Linked DNA regions of Homo sapiens: regions 1 and 2 are each linked to region 3. The links are chromatin loops, found by intact Hi-C in ENCODE. Cell type or tissue: mammary epithelial cell. All regions are shown on one strand.

Evidence for each region. Peaks named below come from ENCODE experiments on the same cell type or tissue, not always from the same donor. Only the 100,000 strongest peaks of a DNase experiment are listed, where the experiment ranks them.
Region 1: it touches region 3 in a loop (5-fold over the local background); 2 of 110 quality-filtered maps call a loop at or near these places.
Region 2: a loop joins it to region 3, with 12 times the contacts of the local background. A loop is called at or near these places in 2 of 110 quality-filtered maps.

The regions. Positions count from the first base shown.
Region 1 is chr6:105,515,894-105,523,893 of GRCh38, reverse strand. No RefSeq gene overlaps it. Among named protein-coding and RNA genes, the nearest start is that of LINC02836, 110 kb to the left of the region's middle. RefSeq lists an enhancer at 820-2,019. In mammary epithelial cell, a CTCF peak has its summit at 3,742; a DNase peak (open chromatin) is centred at 1,043; H3K27ac peaks cover 942 bases.
Region 2 is chr6:105,533,251-105,541,250 of GRCh38, reverse strand. No RefSeq gene overlaps it. Among named protein-coding and RNA genes, the nearest start is that of LINC02836, 95 kb to the left of the region's middle. In mammary epithelial cell, a CTCF peak has its summit at 4,162; a DNase peak (open chromatin) is centred at 4,130; H3K27ac peaks cover 1,966 bases.
Region 3 is chr6:105,722,420-105,730,419 of GRCh38, reverse strand. No RefSeq gene overlaps it. Among named protein-coding and RNA genes, the nearest start is that of LINC02836, 94 kb to the right of the region's middle. In mammary epithelial cell, no CTCF peak of the experiment used is centred here; a DNase peak (open chromatin) is centred at 3,039; H3K27ac peaks cover 2,240 bases.

The sequences.
Region 1 (8,000 bases), 210 kb after region 3:
ATTTTTAGAGCTATTTAAGAAATTGGATAGACTGTCATTAACTGAAAGGAGGTAAGAAATGATTGTCATACCTCTTCTTTTAAGAAAGAGCCCATCTTTCTTGCTTTCAGTTATATCAGTTTAAAATTTTATTTATTTTGTTCATTCATTCCTTATAGCTTGTGGTGAATCTAATATTAAGTTAGCATCGTATCAGGCCAAATTTAATTATAAACATTTCTGACACTTTCCCAAAGCTTTTGTACTATTTTTGAAATAGTTTTTTTTTTTTTTCTAGTGGTGGCAGTTAAGATAGAATTTAACGGAGTACAGACAAATTTCAAAGCAAGAAAATTACAAGTCAGAAAACAGACTTCTACTAGAATGTTAGCCAAATTTGGACAGATTGTAGTAAGAGTCACCAGAGATAACAGTTGAACGTAGTGAAGAGAATACAGGTGATGACAAGGGTTCTGTTTGGATTGGGGGAAAACTTGTCGTAGGTGATCCCGAGAGTTAAACTGGATATAAACCACATGAGTCAAGCATCAGGTTCCCTTGTAACAAAGAAAGCCCTTGATCTGGAGAAGAACACATGCCCTCCTAAGGGACTGGACTCCTACCACTCCTCCCAGGCAGGGCTGGTAGGAGAAAGTCCTATGTGAGGTGGAGGCCATGGAGACAGGAACAGTTTCTCCTACAGTAGAAGACTGGAATTAGCAACATCTACCACACCTCCTCAGTTTCACTCTGTGAGATTCTGACATACTCATCCAGAGTTTCTCTGTAAGTTATACTTTTGATTCAAGAATGAGTGAGATATGAAATATATGAGCTAAAATGATACATCCATACTGATCTTTCCTCCTTACTTAGAGTACAGCCATTGAGTCTCTGCCAGAAAGAAAACTTTTTTTCCTCCCATCATATCCCTCTGCTACAGAATAATTTTAGGAATTCTTTCAGAGCAAGTCATATATTGATAAACCCCCGGCCAATGGGACAGGTAAAACTATAGAACAACTAGCCCCAATGAGTCAGCAAAATAGATAATAACATCACAGTCATTGAGTCATGACTCAGCATCTCCATGTCAGCATCTGTGTTTACACATTTGTGGGCCTTTCATCACCTACCTATCACGGGCACTGGTTTGGGATGCGAAGACCCCTCTTTCTGCTACTCAGTCAGTTGTCTTTTTATTCATTCCAAATGACTGCCCTGAAACAGAGGATGCAATGATGACCAGGGTATTGCAGGGTCTGTCTTAGTGTCTCAACTCTTACTCCAAACCTACTCAAAATGCCCTCTCCTTTCTGACATCTAGGGGCCAGGAATTTTGCACAGAAGCAGAAAAAAGAAACTTTATTTCTGGATCTCTGTCTCCTCTAGCCTCCCCTTACCAAACTTGTGAAATTACTTAAAAGGTTTACTGAAGGCAGGTCTCTGGACCACGCACAAAGAATCAAACAATTTATTACACACTTCATGATCTGAGTGGTGCATAAAGGAGTGCTGCATAAAACTTACATTCTCAAGCCCTACTTGGAGGTCTCAGGAACACTGAAACAGTGAAACTTGGAATAAAACAATTTTCCACTATATCTTTAGTTTTATCTTCCATTCAATATTATAAATGTACGAGGAAGAGAACTAACTAGATTTGAATGTAACTAGATGGAGCCGGGCACAATGACTCACACCTGTAATCCCAGCACTTTGGGAGACTGAGGCAGGCAGATCACTTGAGGTCAGGAGTTCGAGACCAGCCTGGCCAACATGGTGAGACCCCGTATCTACTAAAAATACAAAAAATTAACTGGGCGTGGTGGCGGGCGCCTGTAATCCCAGCTGCTCGGCAGGCTGAGGCAGGAGAATTGCTTGAACCCAGGAGGTGGAGGTTGCAGTGAGCCAAGGTCACACCACTGCACTCCAGCCTGGGCGAAGAAAAAAAGTAACTAGATGGAATTTTAGCCAATTTAAATAAAAGATCATACAAGGCCTGGCGTGGTGGCTCACCCCTGTAATCCCAGCACTTTGGGGGGCCGAGGCAGGCAGATCACCTGAGGTCAGGAGTTTGAGACCAGCCTGGCCAACATGGTGAAACCCTGTTTCTACTAAAAATGCCAAAAATTAGCCAGGCGTGGTGGCAAGTGCCTGTAATCCTAGCTACTCGGGAGGCTGAGACAGGAGAATCACTTGAACCCAGGAGGCGGAGGTTGCAGTGAGCCAAGATTACGCCATTGCACTCCAGCCTGGGCAACAAGAGTGAAACTCTGTCTCAAAAAAAAAATAAATCATACAAATGTAGAGATGTCATATATGGAGATGTGGCAGAAAAATGTAGCTCTGTAATTTTGTCTGAAATTAATATCGTTTTACTCATAACCCTAGCCACTGTGTGTTTAAAAATTAACTAAATTTGCATTCTGATTTAATATTGATATTATTTGCAAAATTTTTAAAAGTCGGGTAATAGTACCTCATTTTGATAAAAATGCTTGAGCTCTCAGGGCCCCTTGCCCCTTAGCAGGGAGTCCAAATATATGGAGGGAGATGTGTTGTTTATGTGTCCTTGTAACATTAGGGAAAAAGGACATCCTATTCTCATGCTGGGCCTTTGGTGAATGCTGCTTTTGGTGAATGCTCGTAGTATCTGCTGTTTTGCAGAGCTGCCTGTTATCATCTGGAAGCTGTTCATCCTGATGGCCCCATCCTTAGCCTGCTGCTGGAGTAACTTGAGATCTGAGATTCTCAGCTTCCATACAGCCTGCTAGAATGCCCTGGGCTATTGTCCCTCACTTGTCCCTTACCCCCTCTAATAAACCTGTTGGCTCAGCAGTTCACCCCTGCCTGTCTGGACTAGAGCTCCATATTCCATCTCAGTATGTTCTATCCAGTTCTATTCAACCTGCTAATGAAGTCATCAGCCAAAATTTATTTTCAAGTATTACCTTTTTAATTTCTAGAAGTTCTGCCTCAAAAAAAATTCTGCCTTTTCTCTGTTCATATTTTCAATTTCCAACTTATCTTTTTTTTAACATTAAGTATAACTTCTATTTAGCATTGATAAATCAAGCTGGTTGAGTCTTTCGGAGTCTGTGACTATTGTCCGCTCTTTGAAATTCTCCTTTATGTTGCTTTGTGTGTGTGATTTGTGACTATAAGTGGCTCATTTCTCTTAAAACCTTTTCTGCAAAAATTATTTGAGACCTGAATTGAACTTCCATTCCTCTATAGTGGATTCATGTCTACTTCTGCTAGTTACCTGGAAGTGCTACCAAATAAAAATTATTTAATTCAATTCTCAGCTTGAAGGCATGAATTCTAACAGGTCATCTTTCATGGGACTTTAATATGATTATGCATTTTCAGTGAAGATCTTTTTCCCTTCTTTTCAAAACCAAAAGTTATGAAGCAAGTTATTTTGTAGCTTTCCTGAACAGTGGATTTTATTTCTCATTCAGCAGCTTTTCATAGAGGATGCAACCACTTGAGATTCTCCTAACTTTATACAAGGATTCCTCACCTTGGCAGAGGTCTGAGGTTTATCTTTCATTCCCTGAACCTCAAGCAACAACCAAGGTTTCCAGGTTTAATCAGAATTCCCCAGTTTAAGAGCCTCCAGCATCTGGTTACCTCCCAGGGTTGCTAGTTTCCCTTCTTTTATGTGCTTAGTGAATTCCTTACTTTTGTGCCAGCTCAATGCAGCATTTTTATTCTGTCCAATATTTTGTTTTAGTCAGGAGAGCCACCTAGGGTACTACTCCAGCATACTACGGGAAACATAACCAGTCCCTTTTCTACCATAAATAAGAATAAACATTTACATGGTTGAGATATTGAATCCTCGGGCTTTGACACCAGTCAATTTCAGGTTAGAATTTCAGTTATTTGACCTACTACTGTACGGCCATAGGCAAGTTAGATGTTTGTTCATCCATTTGTTTGTTTAATTGTGTCCACAGTGAGGGTGCTACTCTGCTAGGTAGAAAGCCTCGGCCTAGAAGGTGGTTGTCTCTGAATAAAGGGTTTGAGATGACCTCCTGGGTTTGAGGGATCCATGGAGGCGCATAGTGTGACCCAGAAGGGAACATGCCCCACTCCCCTGTTTGGCTGCAGTAAATTTCTTAAACTTTTTTTAAACTCTCCTTTCTTCATTTGTTGAATTGAAATAATAATACCTTACCTCTCAGGTTGATACAAGGATTAAAGAGATCATATTTGTAAAGTACTTTGCAGACTCCCTGGCATATATCCAGTGATTATTAGCGATTTGATTATTAGTGTTATTTTATACATTTTCTCCATGTTCTTAAATTTTTTGTAAACAGAAATTTTACTCAACTAATTAAATATTTATTTAATGACAACCATGTTTAAGCTTCTAGAGTTAAAATAGTGAGCAAGACAAAGCCCCTGCCCTTTGATATTTATGTTCTAATAAAAAAGACAGGTAATAAGCCAGTAAGTAAATAAATATAATATATTATTGTCTTGACCCAGCAATCCCATTACTGGGTATATAACCAAAGGAATATAAATTATTCTATTACGAAGATACATGCATGAATATGTTCATTGCAGCACTATTCACAATAGCAAAGACATGGAATCAACCCAAATGCCCATTAATGATAGACTGGATAAAGAAAATGTGGTACATATACACCATGGAATACTATGCAGCCATGAAAAGGAATGAGATCATGTCCTGTACAGGGACATGGATGGAGCTGGAAGCCATTATCCTCAGTAAACTGACGCAGGAACAGAAAACAAAACACCACATGTTCTCACTTATAAGTGGGAGCTGAACAATGAGAACACATGGACACAGGGAGGGGAACAACATATAATGGGGCCTGTCGGGGGGTCGGGTGGGGAGAGGAAGAGCATTAGGAGAAATAGCTAATGCATGCTGAGCTTAATATCTAGGTGATGGGTTGATAGGTGCAGCAAACCACCATGCACATGTTTACCTATGTAACTAAACTGCACATTCTACACATGTACCCCAGGACTTCAAATAAAAATAAAAATTAAAAAATATATATGTATATAATTTCAAGTACCAATAAATATCACCCCAAAAACACATAAATCAAAGTAGGATATGGAAAATGATTGGATATGGTATAGATGCAATATTATTTTAAATAATATGATCAGATAAGGCCTCTCTGAGGAGGAAATAGTTAAGAAAAGTTTCTGAGTAAAGTGAGGGAATAAGACATACAGATATCAGAGAAGAAAAACCTCCCAGACAGAGACAACTACAAGTACAAAGACCTTGAACTCGAGATGCACTTGCCCTAGTGGAAATGTCAGGAAGGCAAAGATGGCTGGAGCAGAGGGGGAGGAAATGAGTTGGAGAGACTGGGAGGGGCCAGACCATGTATGGTCTTGGGATCCACCGTGTGGAGTATGGCTTTTATTCCAAGTATAATGGAATTGTCATTGGGACATTTTATACAGGGGAATGACATGATCTGATTCATATTTTAATAAGACCATCCTGGATAATGTATGAGGAGCAAACAATAAGACAAGAGCAAATGAGTCTAATGGGAAAAGCCAGTTGGGAGGCATCTTGCTGACTCAGTAACAGACAAGAGACATGGGGTTTGGGACAGGGTGGTAGTTGCAGAGATGCTAAAAGGGTACATGATTTGAAAGTAATGCTCACAAAGTTTGGTGCTAGATTTGGATGTGGAATGATGTAAAGGAGCCCAGGATAATGAATATCTAACATTTTGGGCAGAATGAGACAGGGATAAACGAGATGGGGAAGAATGGGGGAGCACTGAACTTGGTAAGTGAGGAAATCAAGTCTGGTTTTGTACAGATTGAATTTGATATGTCTATTAGTGAAAATGTTGAATAGGACATTGGTTACCCATGATTCTAGAGCTCTGAGGAGCTGTAGATAACATCTGGGTCAGTAGCATATGGACGGTTTTTATTTTGTATTTTTTAGTTATTTTTTTACCTGCTAATAAACATTTTAATTTTTTTTAACACTTTAAAATTTTTTGTGGGTACATAAGTGTATATATTTATGGAGTACATGAGAAGTTTTGATACAGGCATGCAATGTGAAATAAGCACATCATGGAGAATGGGGTATCCATCCCCTCAAGCATTTATCCTTTGAGTTACAAACAATCCAATTACACTCTTTAAGTTATTTTTAAATGTATTATTGTTATTATTGACTATAGTTACCCTATTGTGCTATTAAACAGTAAATCTTATTCATTCTTTCTATTTTTTTTTTTTGGTACCCATTTCCCCGCCTCCCTCACAGCCCCCAAAATACCCTTCCCAGCCTCTGGTAACCATTCTACTCTCCATGTCCATGAGTTCAATTGTTTTGACTTTTAGATCCCACAAATAAGTGAGAACATGTGATGTTTGTCTTTCTGTGCCTGGCTTATTTCACTTAACGTAATGATCTCCAGTTCTACCCCATGTTGTTGCAAATGACTGGATCTCAATCTTTCTTATGACTGAATAGTACTCCATTGTGTATGTGTACCATCTTTATCCATTCATCTGTTGATGGACACTTAGGTTGCTTTCAAATCTTAGCTGTAGTAAACAGTGCTGCAACAAACATAGGCCAGCAGATATCTCTTTGATATACTGATTTCCTTTTTTGTGTCTATATACCCAGCAGTGGGATTGCTGGATCATATGGTAGCTAAATTTCTAGTTTTTTGAGGAACCTCCAGACTATTCTCAATAGTGGCTGTACTAATTTACATTCCCATCAACAATGTACGAGGGTTCCCTTTTCTCCACATCATTGCCAGCATTTGTTTATCACCTGTCTTTTGGATATATGCTATTTTAACCAGGGTGAGGGAATAGCTCATTGTAGTATTGATTTGAATTTCTCTGATGATCAATGATGTTGAGCACCTTTTCACATATATGGATGGTTTTTAAATAATGAAACAGGATGAGATTACCTAATGAACGCATGAATGTAGGTACAGAGGCAGAGTTCAAAGGATTGAACCCTGGCTGCTCTGCCATTCAGATACTTAGAAACCAAGCATGAGAGTCCAATGAGTATAGAGGAAGATATGAAAACAGATATCCAAGAAGCCAATTGAAGAAAATATGTTTTACAGAAGATTTTGTGGTCAACTGCTTCAAATGCTGCTAAGAAGTCTCTAAGATGAGGGTTAAAACTGACCACTGCATTTGACAAAATGAACATTATTGATAGGAATGAAGACATGATGGAAGTAGGTTGATGTGAGAGATTTAATACTGACAACTTTTTGGAGGAGTTTTATTATAAAGGAGAAGGAAGTAATGGAGTGGGTAACTGTCTCCTGTCTTCTGGTGTTGCCAGCTGTCTTTGGCATTCCTTGGCTTGTGGCAGCATAAAACTCCATTCTCTAGCTCCATCTTCACATGGTCCTCTTCCTTGTGTCTATGTTTCCTGTATCTTTCTTCTATTCTTATAAGTGCACCAGTTATTGAATTTAGGGTCCACCCTAATTTAGACTTCATCTTCACTCATTATATCTGCAAAGACCCTATTTCCAAATTAGGTCATATTCTGAGGCTCTGAGTAGACGTGGATTTGGGGGAGATACTCTTCAATTCACTTTAAGAATTGAGGGCATATGCAAAGAAGTGATTACCTCAATGAACCATAGAGTCTAATAAGAAAAGAGATATAGGACATGTAATGGGATGGAGAATGGTCACTGAAAAATGGTAAGGCACATAGATTGGCGTACCCTAAATGGAGTAATGGTACTACAGTAAGTGAGCTGGAAAAGCAGTTGGTGGACAGAGAGTGGGAAGCCAGAAATGTTGGAGGCAGTGCATTAATTGATTATGTAAATTCTAGGGTAAAATCACTGAAGAGGCTGGAAATGGGGTTGTAAAGGAAATGAGCATCAGAACTGAGCTTAGGTTGGGTACGGTGGTTCATGCATAATCCCACACATTGAGAGGCCAAGGAGGGTAGATTGCTTGAGCCCAAGAGTTCAAGA
Region 2 (8,000 bases), 190 kb after region 3:
TATCCCTTATGGCAAAATGAATGTACACAATTTTTAATAAGTAGTCCAGTCCATCATATTGTCTGAATGTCTCCCAGGGTGAGGCCACTCAAGTTTGTAGACTTTCCTTCAATCTCGTCAGGTTCCAAAAGCAGGAGTGGTCTCGGCAAACACACAGCTTCACCCTTTCAGGCATCTGGAATCACTGAGCTAAGAGATAAGGCCATCTCTTGCTCTGAGGCTATTTAGAGTTGATAATGTAATATTGGATGCCCCTCCATTTATAACCTATTTATTCATTTCTTTACCCTCAGCTATTATTCTTCCTTTTCTCCACTTTTTACCCAAATTTTTCCATCTTTGGGAGAGACACTAGGTTCAGCCACTATGCTGGTCCAGGTTGCTGGTAGCAGTACTAGTCTAGTGAGTGCTGCCCCTTAGTCCATTTCCACTCATTTACAGTAGGGTCACATACGTTCCCAACTAGTGAGCCTGGTTTTGTTTTGTTTGTTTTTTTAGACAGAGTTTTGCTCTGTCACCGTTACCCAGTCTGGAGTGCAGTGGCAGGATCACAGCTCACTGCAACCTCTGCCCCTGGGTTTGAATGATCATCCCACCTCAGTCGCCTGAGTAGCTGGGATTACAGGCACCTGCCACCATACCTGGCTAAATTTTTTTTGTGTTTTTGTACAGACAGGGTTTCACCATGTTGCCCAGGCTGGTCTTGAACTCCTGAGCTCAAGCATTCCACAGGCCTCAGCCTCCCAAAGTGCTGGGATTACACGCGTGAGCTGCCGCACCCAGCCTAGTGAGCCATTTTTATCACCAGGCAATACAGCTGTGTTGATTCTTATCCTGGTGCCTGAGTTCTTAATGGTAATTAACAGGACAAGTGAGCTGAAGTAAAATAATAATAAATGATATTTGTTGATAATATACTATGTGTCAAGTACTATAAATGCATTTTTTACCTAGAAAAATAGGTAATATTTTTCGCACTTTGCCGATGAATTAGCAATTTTTTAAAAAAAAATTTTATACCTCTCATAAGGTCAAGCAGCTAAAGGATGGAGCTGGGATTTGAACCCAGAACTATTTGCCTCTAAGACTGGTCTTTCTTCACTGAGTAGTATTGCCTCTCCAAATTACCAGTGTTGTAATTCTCAGTCATGTCATAGCATTTTATCTTTTCAAAACTATGTTTCGCAACCTTTGGTTGTGTGAAAATAAAATAGCAGAATTTTTAGTATTTAGATTTGAACCTACCCCAATATAGATAGAGAATATTTAAACAAGAATCACGGCCATGCGTGGTGGCTCATACCTGTAATCTCAGCACTTTGGGAGGCTGAGGTGGGAGGACCATTTGAGCCCAGGAGTTTGAGACCAGACTGGGCAACCTAGTGAGACCCTATCTCTACAAAATATTTAAAATTTAGCTGGATATGGTAGCCTGCACCTGTGGTCTCAGCTACCCAGGAAGCTGAGGTGCGAAGATAGCTTCAGCCACGGAGATGGAGGCTGCAGTGAGCCACGATGGCTGGTACCACTGAACTCCAGCCTGGGCAACAGAGCAAAACCCTGTCTCAAAAAAACAAGTATCACCTAATTGGGTACTTCTTTTCATAGTAAAATCCTTCTCACTTCATGGATTACAACAACCATTCAAAGCACACCTTCCTTTTGGGTACTCATGGCAAATCTGTTCTTTCTAAGAACATGTGTACACACTGCAACACATGTTTGGTATAAAAACATACCTTACAAAGTATGTGAATATGTCTTCTCTTTCCTTGCTGATTTACCAAGCTTTTTAAAAATAACATCACATGATTTTTTTTCATTCTAACTTTTCAGTATTCAACATAATTTTTGAAATTTTAATCTTAAAAAATAGCCTTAGTACAAGTGATAATGCCCATTTTTATGGTTTTCAGAATGTATACAGCCATATATTTTTTTTTTCAATTTTACTCTAAGTTCTGGGATACATGTGCTGAATGTGCAGGTTTGTTACATAGGTATACTTGCGCCATTGCAGTTTGCTGCACCTATCAACCTGTCATCTAGGCTTTAAGCCCCACATGCATTAGGTATTTGTTCTAATGCTCTCCCTCCCCTTGCTCCCCACCCCCAGACAGGCCCCCATGTGGGATGTTCCCCTCCCTGTGTCCATGTGTTCTCATTGTTCAACTTCCACTTATGAGTGAGAACATGCCATGGTTGGTTTTCTGTTTCTGTGTTAGTTTGCTGAGAATGATGGTTTCTAGCTTCATCCATGTCTCTGCAAAGGACATGAACTCATTCTTTTTTATGGCTGCCTAGTATTCCATGGTATATATGTGTCACATTTTCTTTATCCAGTCTATCACTGATGGGCATTTGGGTTGGTTTCAAGTCTCTGCTATTGTAAATAGTGCTGCAATAAACATATGTGTGCATGTGTCTTTATAGTAGAATGATTTATAATCCTTTAGGTATATACCCAGTAATGGGATTGCCGGGTCAAATGGTATTTCTGGTTCCAGATCCTTAAGGAATCACCACACTGTCTTCCACAATTGTACAACCATATATTTTGAGGATCTTCCATGTGCCAGGCTTGCTTTGGGGACTGGAGAGAAAGTGATTGATAGTGGAGACCCCTGTCCTGTGGAAACTTACAGAGGGGAAGTAGCCAAATAAATCATAACCATAGTACAGACCGATTAAGAATGTTATGTTAAGTAGAAAGTTAACTAAATTGGGGTATTAAGAGAGAATTACCCAAGGGATTTGTATCTAAGCCAAATCTTGAAGGATGGGTATATTTTGATAAGGCAGGTAGACAGGTAAGAATGACTCAAGCCCAGGTAGATATTAATTTGATACAGGTATGACACATGGGATGAATGGAAAAGGCTCTGCATTACTTGAAATATGTCTCCATCAAGTGTAAGTAATTTTCTCAGTTGCAGGTTTGGGGGCAAAACCTCAATATTCCAATGAGCCCAACACTCTTCACAGCCTTTTCTAGTTAAAAATGAGAAAATGATGGATTTAATAAGGATAGAGTGGGGTACAGAGATAGTTAAATAGCTAATGTAGTAGGATATTTCCTGGAGTCAAATTCCTATGGTCAGATGCATCAGAGCAGCATGCATACAGCATCATCAAGCAGCAGTCTCATTTCTGAATTCTGACAGCTTTTGGGAATTGGCAGATTATTATTTTTATACTTTTTTTTTTTTTTTGAGATGGAGTCTCACTCTATCACCCAGGCTGGAGTGCAGTGGCATGATCTCGGCTCACTGCAACCTCCGTCTCCCGGGTTCAAGGGACTCTCCCACCTCAGCCTCCCGAGTAGCTGGGACTACAGGTGCACACAACCCCCTTGCCTGGCTAATTTTTGTATTTTTAATAGAGACAACATTTCACCATGTTGGTCAGGCTGGTCTCAAACTCCTGATCTCAGGTGATCTGCTGGCCTTGGCCTCCCAAAGTGCTGGGATTACAGATGTGAGCCACCGAGCCTAGCTGGATTGATGGATTTTGAACTTCCATTATATTCTTCTCTCTTATGTGTTTGCATGGTATTTAATTTGCCCACCCATTTTTTTATTGAGAACATGTCCTTGAATCACTTGTTTTTTAAGGAAATTTTTTTCTGCAATGCACTGACATTTTAACAAAGGAGTTACAGAAATAGAGTGCTCAAATGTGACAATTTATTAATTCAAAATTTTCAACTTTGCATAATGGTGTAATATTCTCTTTTCTCATAACTCCCTGCAGTGTGTCCAAATAGTTCAGATTAATATCAACTCATCAATGAGCTATAATACAATGTTCCTTCTGCCACATTTAACATTGCCAAATGTGGAGATACTGTCTTTCACAATTAAGAGAAAATATAACATAATGTAGTAAAGTGGTGAGAGTTTTTTTTTAATTCCAAAAGTATGTTGCCACTATTTTCTAAAGTAGATTATTGAAAAGGGTGGGGGTGTAAAGGCTTTTAGAGAAACAATTCAGATAATCCGCTTAAAGTCTAAGTCTCATTCAGTTGTCTGGAAGCCAAGTATTTCTTACTTGGAAACTCCGATGACAGAGTGTGCAAGTTGGGACTTGGATTACTTCTTTTCACTTTAACTCTAGGCTTTCCCTGGAAGAACTGGTCTGTGATCCATCTACAGCACCACTCCCTCGCCTTTATGCAGTGTCAGTTCAGTTCAGTCATTGCAGTTCTTCAGAAAAACCCTTTGGGGGTGAATATTTTTGAGAGTTGGAAAGATGTTATCCCCTACTTTACTGTAGTCCAAAACAGTATCTTGGTAATCACCTATGTTGTTCTGGAGAGAATATATTGCTATGGATACTAATTGAACTATTATCTGATGCAATTTGGATAGGACCTTTCTTTGTTGGATTTTTATCCTTAAAAATCCTCTTCAAATCCTTCTCACTCCATATTTCAGCCAGTGTGTCTAAATTGAAAACTGTGACCAAGAAACTAAGATCTGTAAGTAAATAAGTCAGTTCATAATTGTGATTCTGTCACCAACTTGCTGAGAAACTATGTAGCACAATCAATTAAAATAATATTTAGAAAAGTCTTAGAGATTCAGAAATTTAAAAATGTAAAAAGAGTTATATGCTTAAATAATTCTGCATTATCAACCCCAGTATAAATGATTAATAAACTTGTTATTCAAGATATTTTGAACCCAATGATCAATAAGGAAGATTATAAGAAAATCCGAAGCATTGTTAATAACTACAGTCCTAGTAGATATATTATGGGGGATAATAATTTCTTAGCTTTCAGAAAGATCCTGTGCCATGATTACAGCAATTAAGTATGAACACAGTGACCAAGTGAGTTCCTGTCAGGGGCTGCCAAAGGATAAAATTCACTCACACTTGTGAAATTTAAGCACATTATTGATGATGGTAATCAATTTCACATTTCAGTTAAACCCAGTAAATGATGACAATGAACTAAGAAGCATTATCCTATTAAATGAATTTTGTATTTTCTCTTTTTTTGTTTTAAGAGACAGGGTGCCTGTCACCCAGGCTGGGCCTGTGGTGGCAGGATCATAGCTCACTGTGACCTGGAACTCCTGGCCTCAAGTAATCCTCCTGCCCCAGCCTCCCAAGTAGGTAGGACTACAAGATGCACATCACCATGCATGACTAATTTCTTTTATTTTTTATAGAGATGGGGTCTCGCTCTGTTGCCCAGGCTGGTCTTGAACTCCTGGCCTCAAGCAATCCTCCCACCTTAGCCTCCCAAAGCACTGGGATTACAGGTGTGAGCCACTGTACCTAGACTTATTTTCTCTACTGTAAAAGGCATTTGCTGGAAGTTGGCCTTCAGATATGAAAATATAATAATGGTGACAAAAATAATTTATAATAAGAGTAATAACTGTATTAGTTGCTATTATGGCTATGCCTAATATTTTATATCATTTAATTCTCAAAGTAATTTCATGTGGCCATATGATGAAGATCTATCACCATAACGATATTTTATTCATATGTATTTATTAAAAACAATTTTATAACCACAGAATGGCTAAAAGTCCAAGGACGTATTTAATTGACATTTTAGTTGAGTTGCATTTTGAGTTCTGTTTTCTCCTCCTAACTTAATACAGGAACATTCAGTAAGCTGTCAAATTAATTCCAAACCAAGTAGCGAAGTTGTTTATTTTTTTAACGTCAAGCTGGTTGTGGTAAAAAGTGAACAAAACTAATTGAAACTCCATATGAACAGTTAAAATTAATTTTATTTGTAGTACAAAAGTGAAGTGCATAGCACACATTGCTCTCCAGATCATAAATATTGGCAAAGTTCCTTCAGCAATTCCAAGGAAATACATTGGCTTCAGGAGAAACTAACCATCATGAACATCTTAACGGATAATATTTCCCATGCTAATATTTTCTATCTAAACTGTATTGTCACTACTAAGTAAGGGACAAAGGAAACTGCCACAGGGTTCAATCAAGACTTAGCAAATACTGGCCAGGAATGGTGGCTCACCCCTGTAATCCCAGCACTTTGGGAGGCCAAGGTGGGTGGATCACTTGAGGTTAGGAGTTCGAGACCAGCCTGGCCAACATGGTGAAACCCCCATCTCTACTAAAAATACAAAAACTATCCAAACATGGTAGCGCTTACCTGTAATCCCAATTACTCAGGAGGCTGAGGCAGAAGAAGCACTTGAGCCCAGGAGGCGGAGGTTGCAGTGAGCCAAGATCACGCCACTGCACTGCAGCCTGGGCAACAAGGAGCGAAACTCTGTCTCAAAAAAAAAAAAAAAAAAAGACTTAGCAAATATAAAATTTAAATGCTTTGTATTTGACTGGGAATATTTTATTTCATCTAATATATTTCTGCAATATCATAATTCAGGTAACATATTTGGGTGAACATTATGGAAATCAAAGTAGTTGACATAATACCCAGAGAAAACCATGGATGGCCATCATGTTTTTTTTTAAAAAAAAGCTAGTTGGCCAGGCATGGTGGCTCCCGCCTGTAATCCTAGCACTTTGGGGAGGCCGAGGCAGGCAGATCACGAGGTCAGGAGTTCAAGACCAGCCTGGCCAACATGGTGAAACCCCGTCTCTACTAAAAATACTAAAATTACCCAGGAGTGGTGGTGCGCGCCTGCAGTCCCAGCTACTCGGCAGGCTGAGGCAGAAAAATCACTTGAACCCGGGAGGCAGAGGTTGCAGTGAGCCGAGATCGCACCACTGCACTCCAGCCTGGGCAACAGAGTGAGACTCCATCTCAAAAAGAAAAAAAGAAAAAAGAAAAGCTAGTATATTATTTGCATACAAATCCTGTGGCAGCCAGGCACAATGATATACAGTGATGTGTGAAATTATACATTTCCTGAAATTCCACATCTTCTATGAATTCTTTTATATTCGTTAATTAGAAGAGGTGACAAGCAAACTAAGAACTATAATTTCCTCTAAATTCCTTTCTTCCCTTAGTATATATGTCATGACACACTTTCTTCATATATAGTTCCACAATGTTGGGCCTGTTAGTTACACAAAGAAAAATAGTTAATCTGAGTCATTTTTAGCCTCTAAGGCTATAAATATGTAAGAAAAAAAGCATCTCGTGTTTTTGACTCTGCTTTTCCCTATGTGCATTCACGTTGATGATGATGATGGTGAGGAAGATGGTTAAAATGTATGAGTAAAAGGATGATGAGAATAAGGTACATATTCCAAGTGCTTTTTGCTGAAAACCATAAGCTATGGGCAAAACAAATAAGTGTTTTTAAGTGAAGTTGTGACAGGCTTTCCTTGACTGGCCCCTCCCCCTGCCCCCGGAGGAGTTCCACCTCCAAGAGGCCATGTGATGGAATCAGATGGTCACTTCTTTAGAGTCCGTGCACTTAGTTATTTGACTTTGGGCAAGTCATTTAACCTTCATGAGACTCAAGGTCCTTGTGATAAACAAGAACCACCTTACAGGATTGATATGAGGCCAAGAACCATCATTAGGCAGATAAATAAAATAATGTTTATAACATTCTTGGTACTGAGTCCGGCACATGATCAGCCTCCATTAAATGAAACCTACCGTTTTGGAGAATTAGGAAATTTATATGTAAAACCATAGAAGATGACATATGATTCAGAGTTAGATTCTGACGACATCTACATTCGATTGTGTTTGCCTTATGCCAACTCATGTTTTTAATAAGCATTATCTCATTCTTTACACTGACACCCTGCTGTGTATTTATTAAGTGGATCACACAGATAATGAGTAAAACCAAAGTGCAAATGCTGGGCCCTGTGTCACCATCCTCTGCTAACTTGCCCCAGAGAGCTTTCACATCTGACTGAAATCTAAAGTCTTTATATTTCTTTTCCTCATGGATGATTTGGCATTATTCTTTAACATTGTCTTGCTCTTCAAGATCCTACCACTAATTCACCATAGGTAAACACAAACTTACACTTTGAAATCCAACAGTTGCATTTTTCTAACATCATCATTA
Region 3 (8,000 bases):
CTAGCTTATCCTGTATTAATATTTTATATCTTTTTAAGGCTGTTTATGTAAAGTTATTAATGTCCTGGTATGAAATAAAACATTGAGCATTCTTTGATTTCCTCCTTTTCCTTGCTCAGTTGACTTACTACCCTTATTTTTATTATGCTCTAATAATTCTTTACATTATTTACACTCTCTTGACATTTGTATTAGGTTTTATAACTAGGTTTTGAGTTTGTTCTTTTTATTAATTTCTAAGTCAGCTGGTGTATATTTTCACTTCAAAATATCAGAAAAGATAAATGATTTCTGGTCTTTGTTTATCTTTGTATGTCCAAGAATAGGTCTTTCTGTTGTTTATATACATTAGAAATAATAGGAATGAGTAGAGAATTTGAGGACTTTTTGTTGCAGGGGATGACGGGAATGATACCTGGAAAATATCCCTTTTCTGGGAAACAAGATTTTGTTCATCTCCCTACATGTGGCTTGTAGGATTTTTCTTTCCCATTAAAATTCAAAGGTTGGCCAAGTTAAGTCATTTCATTAATTTTACCTCATACTTGATAAACTTTTGAAATCTAAAGATCTGAATCTCCCTTTGGTTGAGGTCAAAGGTTTTCTGTAGTTTATGTTAGCTTTTTGTACGTTTGCTTTATTTTCTTCTGGAATTTCTAATATACATATCATTTCCTGGAACTGCTTTTCATGTCCCTTTTCTTTCATCTTATTAATCTTTGCATAATTGAGTTATAGGATAACCTTTTTGAACGTATCTTCTAATTTTTTCATTTTTCCCCTGCTGTTTGCAGTTTGTTGTTACTTCTGGGTTCCAAGCAACTTAAAGCCAGACTGTGTTTCAGATCTTTGTATTTCCAGTTCTTAGTGCAGTGCTTGGCACAGAGAACATGATGAATAAAAGTTTATTGAATTATATTGCAATAAAGTTGCTCAAATATAAATGGTAAAAAATTTATTAGGGAATAATTTTCAGTGACAACAATATGTATATCTTGGTGTAAAATGATTGATATAAACTATATTAGCTGTGAAGTCTTTTCAGAAATTATGGTATTGTATGTAAGAATTTTAGCTTAGAGCCTCCAATATTATTCTATAACTTTAAAATCAAGCCCAGCCCAGCCCCAATCCCCAGGCACACTATTGTAGTAGGGTAAAAAGACATGTAATAAAGTATTAAAATAATGACTGACATTTGCTGGGGCTTACTAAGGGTAAGGACCTAGCCAAGGGCTCTGCATACATAATCTCATTTAATCTTCTCTACGAATTTGTTAGGCCTTATACTTACTGATGAAGAAACTGAAGTTTAGAGGGTAATTTGCAAAAGGTCATATAGCTAGTAAGTAGCTGAGCTGGGATTTGAGCCCAAGCCTGATTAATTCCAAAGTCTGTGATTTAACTAATTGAACTGGACTGGATGGCTTTTCCTTTCCCCAGTCCTCCCAACGCTGAGGTTCAGTGACACTGTAATGTTTCTTGACTCCATATGCATACTGACTCTTCCTTCCTTCCTTCTCTCTTTTCTTTTCTTTCCTTTTTCTCTTTCCCCAGAACTCTGATTTGGCTTCACAGAATCTGAATCTTTAAGATTATAGACCATGAAAATGGGAGGCTTATCCTTGATCTAAAACTGGTCAAGTTTATGTCATCACCCTTTTCCTCATCCTATTTGCTTTTAAGCCACATAATTAAATGCCTGTTGTTTACAGTGGCCTCAAAGAAAGAGAAGTAGGGTATGGTCTTTAGCTGCACAGGGTTGTAGTCTGGTTGCACAGGACAGCATATGTACATAGAAAGAGCCCATTTCCCCACATAGCTGCTTTTAAAATAGCATCTGTGTTATATGTTGGTTTGATATTTCAAGATTCTCTTAAAGATTCTTAAGAGATGAGGGAGGTTCTGATGTGAAATGGGTGTTCTCAATCAACCTTTACTCCAAGACCCTCAAAACCAAACCTTGCTCATTGCAAAGGAATTTAGACACCTGGATTGCCCACTCCAGGTGCTCCAAATCTGGGACCTGTGTGGGAATGATGGGGACTATGAGTGCTCTGCCTTGTGTTGGAGCACAGTGCCATGGAAGGAAGAGGATTGTGGTGACTCTTTTTTGACCTCTGTCTTATTTGTTGGTGACTGAGGCAAAAGCTACATTAAGGAGTGACAGTGATAGCAGAGATTATGAAACTAATAAACAGAAAGCAGTATGGTATATTAATTAAGGAACTGGGCTTTGGATTAAGAAAGCCCTAGCTCTGAATCCCTTCTCCACCAATTATTAGCTTTATGACCTTAGACAAGTTGCTTAAAACCCACTGAGCTTTATTATTCTCATATTTTACATCAAGTACTCAATAAGTAATAGCTAGTACTTTTAATAATAATTCACTGGGTGTAATGGACTTTGTTTTTCTACCTAGTGTCCATTTTTCCTTTTTTTTCTTTAAATAACATGATGATTTTCTCACCTCTCCCTCAATGTAATTTCCAAAGTTCTGAATCCTCCTCTCAGCAAGGGGTGAACATATGGCTAGAGCTGCCAACCAGTCTCTCTTTGCGGACTTGGAATCTTGAATGAATTGATACTCTGAAGAGATTGTCCATCGATTCCTGCCACCTGGACCTTTAGAGCTGCCTCAATTGCTGTCTTCCTTTAAACTTGATCATTTGACCACCTCCTGTTCTTCTTCTGCATCTAACATCTTCTTCTGCAAAAAGCTGAGCAGAGTAGGTTTTGTTTACAACTAAAGGAACCTACCTACTACATCTGGTCAACCTTCTCATGCCCACGTGGTTGATTTCTTTATCTTTGATTTACTCCAAGAAACCCATTCGATCGGTTATTCTGGTCCTAAACATTCCTCTTGAAAGTAATACAGTAGTCATCCTAGGCATCTCCTATATTGCCTAACATTTCATCATGAAGTGTATCCATTTTCTCCAAAGCATTTCTGTGCATATCTAAAGCCCATGTCATCTGTGGTAACCTCATGTATACCTGAGAATAATGCATCTTTCTTCCCCATGGTGTGGTGCACCTATGTGGCTGCTGTGTCTGTTTTCTAGACCCAACATGCCCAGATTTTTCATCTGCTCTCACAGAGTTTCATCTCCAAATCTTTTATTATATTGGATTCCCTCCTCTGAACTCTTTCCAGTTAGCTAGAAAGTACACCCTATCCAGTAATATCATATTATCCCAGACAGCACAGAGGTCACATCCTGTCCAGAAGGTAACTGTGTAGTCCCCAGGGCATGACATTTGTTCTTCATACCTGAGGTAGCTGTGAATGTTCTGGGTCTCCTGCCCAGGCATACTCAGAGCATGCCACAAGTGGGAAGGGGTTAGCAGACAGGTATCCACGTGTTCCAGGGAAGAGTCATTGCCTATTCTGAGCAGTGCTAATCAGTTCAATTTCTCTTTGTGTCTACTTTGAACTGCAGCCTTCTTTCAAACATAAGCACACCAAAGTGAGTGATAATTAACAATTATTCAGAGCTCATGATGTGCCAGGCACTGCACCAAATGCTTAATGTTTATGAACTCGTTTCATTCTTACCATATCCCTTTACACTAGGTTATTACCTTCACTTTACAAGTGAAGAAACAGTTATACTGGGTCTAGATTACATGGCTAGGAAATGAAGTAGCAGAAATTTGGATCCTGGATTTGACTGTGAAGCCCATGTCTTTAAATATAACATTGAATTGTTTAAACATTCAAGAGGAATGGACTAGAAAATGTTAGACAAAAATTAGAAAGGGCATGTGCATTTTTTTTAAAAGATAGAGTCTTATAATTCATGCAGCATGGCATAATGATTTCCTGGTTAAAAAAGAGTGAGAAATAACTTATGTATATTTCCTTTCCTAGAGATTAAAAATGAGTATTGCATATTGAGGGTTCTAAGAAATCCTGATATGAAGAAAGCTATTTAAGGCCACATTTTTTTTCTCTCTCTCTCTCACACACTCTCTCTCTTTTTTTTTTACAATTAGGACAGCTTTAATTTCTTTGTTTTGCTTTACTGCTTAGCTCGAATGCCCAGTACATTTTCCAGAACCTCTGATTCTAGGGGAAAGACATTTAGTTTTTAATTGTTAAATATCACATTGAGTAAAAGTTTTTTGTAAGTTTTCATTTATCAGGTGAAGAAAGTTTCTTTTTTTTTTTTCAGTTTGCTGAGAGTTTTTTTTTTTTTTTTTAAATACTTTAAGTTCTGGGATTCTTGTGTGGAATGTGCAGGTTAGTTACATGGTATACACGTGCTATGGTGGTATGCTGCACCCATCAACCGCTCATCTACATTAGGTATTTCTCCTAATGCTATCCCTCCCCTAGCTCCCCACCCCCTGACAGGCCCAGGTGTGTGATGTTCCCTTCCCTGTGTCCAAGTGTTCTCATTGTTCAATTCCCAACTATGAGTGAGAACATGTGGTGTTTGGTTTTCTGTTCCTGTGTTAGTTTGCTGAGAATGATGGTTTCCAGCTTCACCCATGTCCCTGCAAAGGACGTGAACTCATCCTTTTTTATGGCTGCATAGTATTCCATGATGTATATGTGTGAGGCCACATTCTCTAAATTTATTTTAACAGAGGAGACCTCTTTCTCACTGAGAGTACAAAAATATACCGTAGACTTAACTACTTGTTAGAATACTACACTGAATTATACATATAACACCTCACATCTTCATAATGACCTTGTAATAAATACATTATTATTTCAATTTTTCAGATGAGGGAACTGACTGTCAGAAATATTTACCTCTCCAAAGGCTGTGTATGAGTAAGTTGCTCATTAGGGATTTTATTCCAGTTCTATAAGATTCTAATGTCTTTGCTTTGCTTGCATGCTTAAAATATTTATTTCCCCTATCTAAGACCTCAAATGAAGAAAATTCAGTTTTAAGAGTTATTATTGCCTCAACTTTTTGGATGTCTTGGACATGTGAAAGCAGCATGCTGAGGAGAAAAGAGCACCTGCTTGGTGTCAGGAAATCTTAGGCTGGATGGAAACCTCTGCTACTGACAGCTAAGGTTGCCTGTGAAAGTTGCTTAATCTCTCTGAGCCTATTTTCTTTCCTATGAAATGGATATTCATAATATGAGCAGCTTATTAACTGCTTTCCCCAGCATATATATTCAACTCCATATTTCATTCTAATAAAGTGGACAAAACAAATGGCTTTATTTGTAGCTCAAAAGACAGCACCTTAGATCAGATCATGGTTTTCCTGATTTCATAACATTTTAGAGATAGCCAAAAAATACTAATATGCTTTTCCATATTTTTGTTTGATTTATTTATTTATTCATTTATTTATTTGAAATGGAGTCTCGCTCTGTCGCCCAGGCTGGAGTGCAGTAGCATGATCTCTGCTCACTGCAACCTCTGTCTCCCAGGTTCAAGTGATTCTCCTGCCTCAGCCTCTTGAGCAGCTGGAACTACAGGCACGCTCTACCATGCCCGGCTAATTTTTGTATTTTTAGTAGAGACAGAGTTTCATGATGTTTGCCAGGCTGGTCTTGAACTCTTGACCTCAGGTGATCTGCCCACCTCGGTTTTATCAAAATATCTTATTTAAGAGGCCAGGTGCATTGGCTCACACCTGTAATCTCAGCACTTTGGGAGGCCGAGGCAGGAGGATCACTTGAGTCCAGGAGTTTGAGACCAGCCTGGGCAACACAATGAGACACTGTCTTTACATAAAATGATTTTTAAAAAATTAGCTGGGTGTGGTGGTTCACACCTGTTGTCCCAGTAGGAGGCTGAAGCAGGAGGATCTCTTGAGCCTGAAAAGTCGTGGCTGCAGTGAGCCCCATCGTGTCATTGTACTCCAGCCTGGGTGACAGAGCAAGACCCTCTGTCAATAGCTCAACAAATAAATAAATAAATAAATAAACACACAAACGAATGAATAAATATATTATTTAGGATCTTCTTTTTATTTTATGTACTTTAGATACAGAAAATTGATCTATTTTAAGTGTATGTTTCATTAAATGTTGACAAATATATACAATCACGTAACCACCATTGCAGTCAGGTTACAGAACATTCCTATCACCCCAGAATGTTCTCTCCTGAACTTCTGCACTCATAGCCCTCCCCAGAGCCCTGGCTCCCGGAAACCACTGACCTGCCCTTGTCACTTTGATACATTTTGTCACTGTTTCACCTTTTCTAGGATGTTATCTAAAAGGGATCAGACAGTATGTAGTCTTCTGTGTCTGACTTCTTTCGTTTAGCATAATGCTTTTGAGATTCATCTGTGTTGTTTTGTGTTTCAGTAGTTCGTTTCATTTTGCTGCTATGATTTATCCATTAGCCAATTAATGGAAATTTAGATTGCTTTTAGTTTTTGCCTTCCATGATACTTAGTATGTGTCTTTTTGTGAACATACATTTTTATTTATTTTGGGTAGATACCTAGAGCAGAATTTCTGGGTCATAAAGTGAGTATGTGCTTAACATTCTAAGAAGCTGCTAAACTGTTTTCCAAAACAGTTTCTTCTATTTTTGCATTTGCATAAGTACAAATTATGAGAGTTCTTGTTCCACATTCTCACCTATTTGTCATTATCAATCTTTTAAATTTTTGATATTCTAATATATGTGTAGGTATCTCATTGTAGTTTTAATCTAAATTGCCATAGTAACTATGTTTAGTATCTTTTCATGTGCTTATTTGTCATAATATACCTTCTTTGATAAAGTATATATTCAATGTTTGTCCATTTAAAAATCAGTTTGATTGTCTTATTAATGTGTTGCAAGAGTTCCTTATGTATACTGGATAGTAAGACTATTTCATATATGTGTTTGCAAATACATTCTCCCAGCCTGTGACTTGTCTTTCCTTAAAAATGTATTTTGAAGATGATACAGATTTAATTGTAATGACATTTAATTTATCCACATTGTTTTCTTTTATGGCTTAAGCTTTTGGTGTCATATTTAAGAAATCTCTGACTGACCCAAGGTAACAATAATTTTCTTTTTTATTCTCTTCTAGAGGTTGTATAATTTTAGGGCTTATTTATTGTTCTAGGATATATTTATGTTTATGTGATAATTATGTTTATAATTAATTTTTGTAGGTGATATAAAATAAGGGTTGAGTTCATAGTTTTGAATATGGGTGTCTATTTTTTCCATTTGTTGGAAAGACTCCTCTTTCCTGATTGAGTTTTCTTGGCCCCTTGTTGAAAATCAGTTGACAACATATGTGTGGATGTCTATGGGCTTTCCATTGAGTTCCAGCAACCTATATGTCTATCCATACATTGTTAACTACATATTTTTTTAGATGTCCCATATCAGGTTGAGGAAGTTCTCTTTCATTCCGAAATTGCTGCAAGTTTCTATCAAATATTAAAAAATAAAATGTTTGTAATTATTTTTAATTTGGCATCTATTGAGATAACTATATACTATATCCTTTATTATAGTATGTTAATATGCTGAATTTACCGAGTCTCAAATATTAAGCTAACCTTGAGTTCTTGGGATGAACAATACTTAGTCATGGCATGTTACCTTAATATTCTGTGGGGTTTTTTTCTTATAATAATATTTATGTCTGGTATTAGTATCAGGGTAATACTGGTTTTATAGAAGAGTTGGAAAGGATGCCATCCTCTTCTATTTTCTGGACAAATTTGTATTCTCTTTCTTAGATTTTTAATTGAATTAACTGTTGAAGCTGGGCATAAAATTCTCTTCATGGGAAAATTTTTAAGCTAAAAATTCTATGTTCCTAGTAGATATAGGACTATTTAGATGATTTATTTCTATAATAGTTTGTGTCTTTCAACAGATTTTTCATTTATTCTGAAATGTTGAATTTGTGGGCATAAAGTGTTCCTAAGATTTCCAATAATATGTTTGATATCTGTAGGATCTGTAGTGACACCCTTTTTTTCATTTATGATATTGATACTTTGTCTTTTCTCTTTATTCTGATTTACTTGGCTAGATCAGAGGTTGACA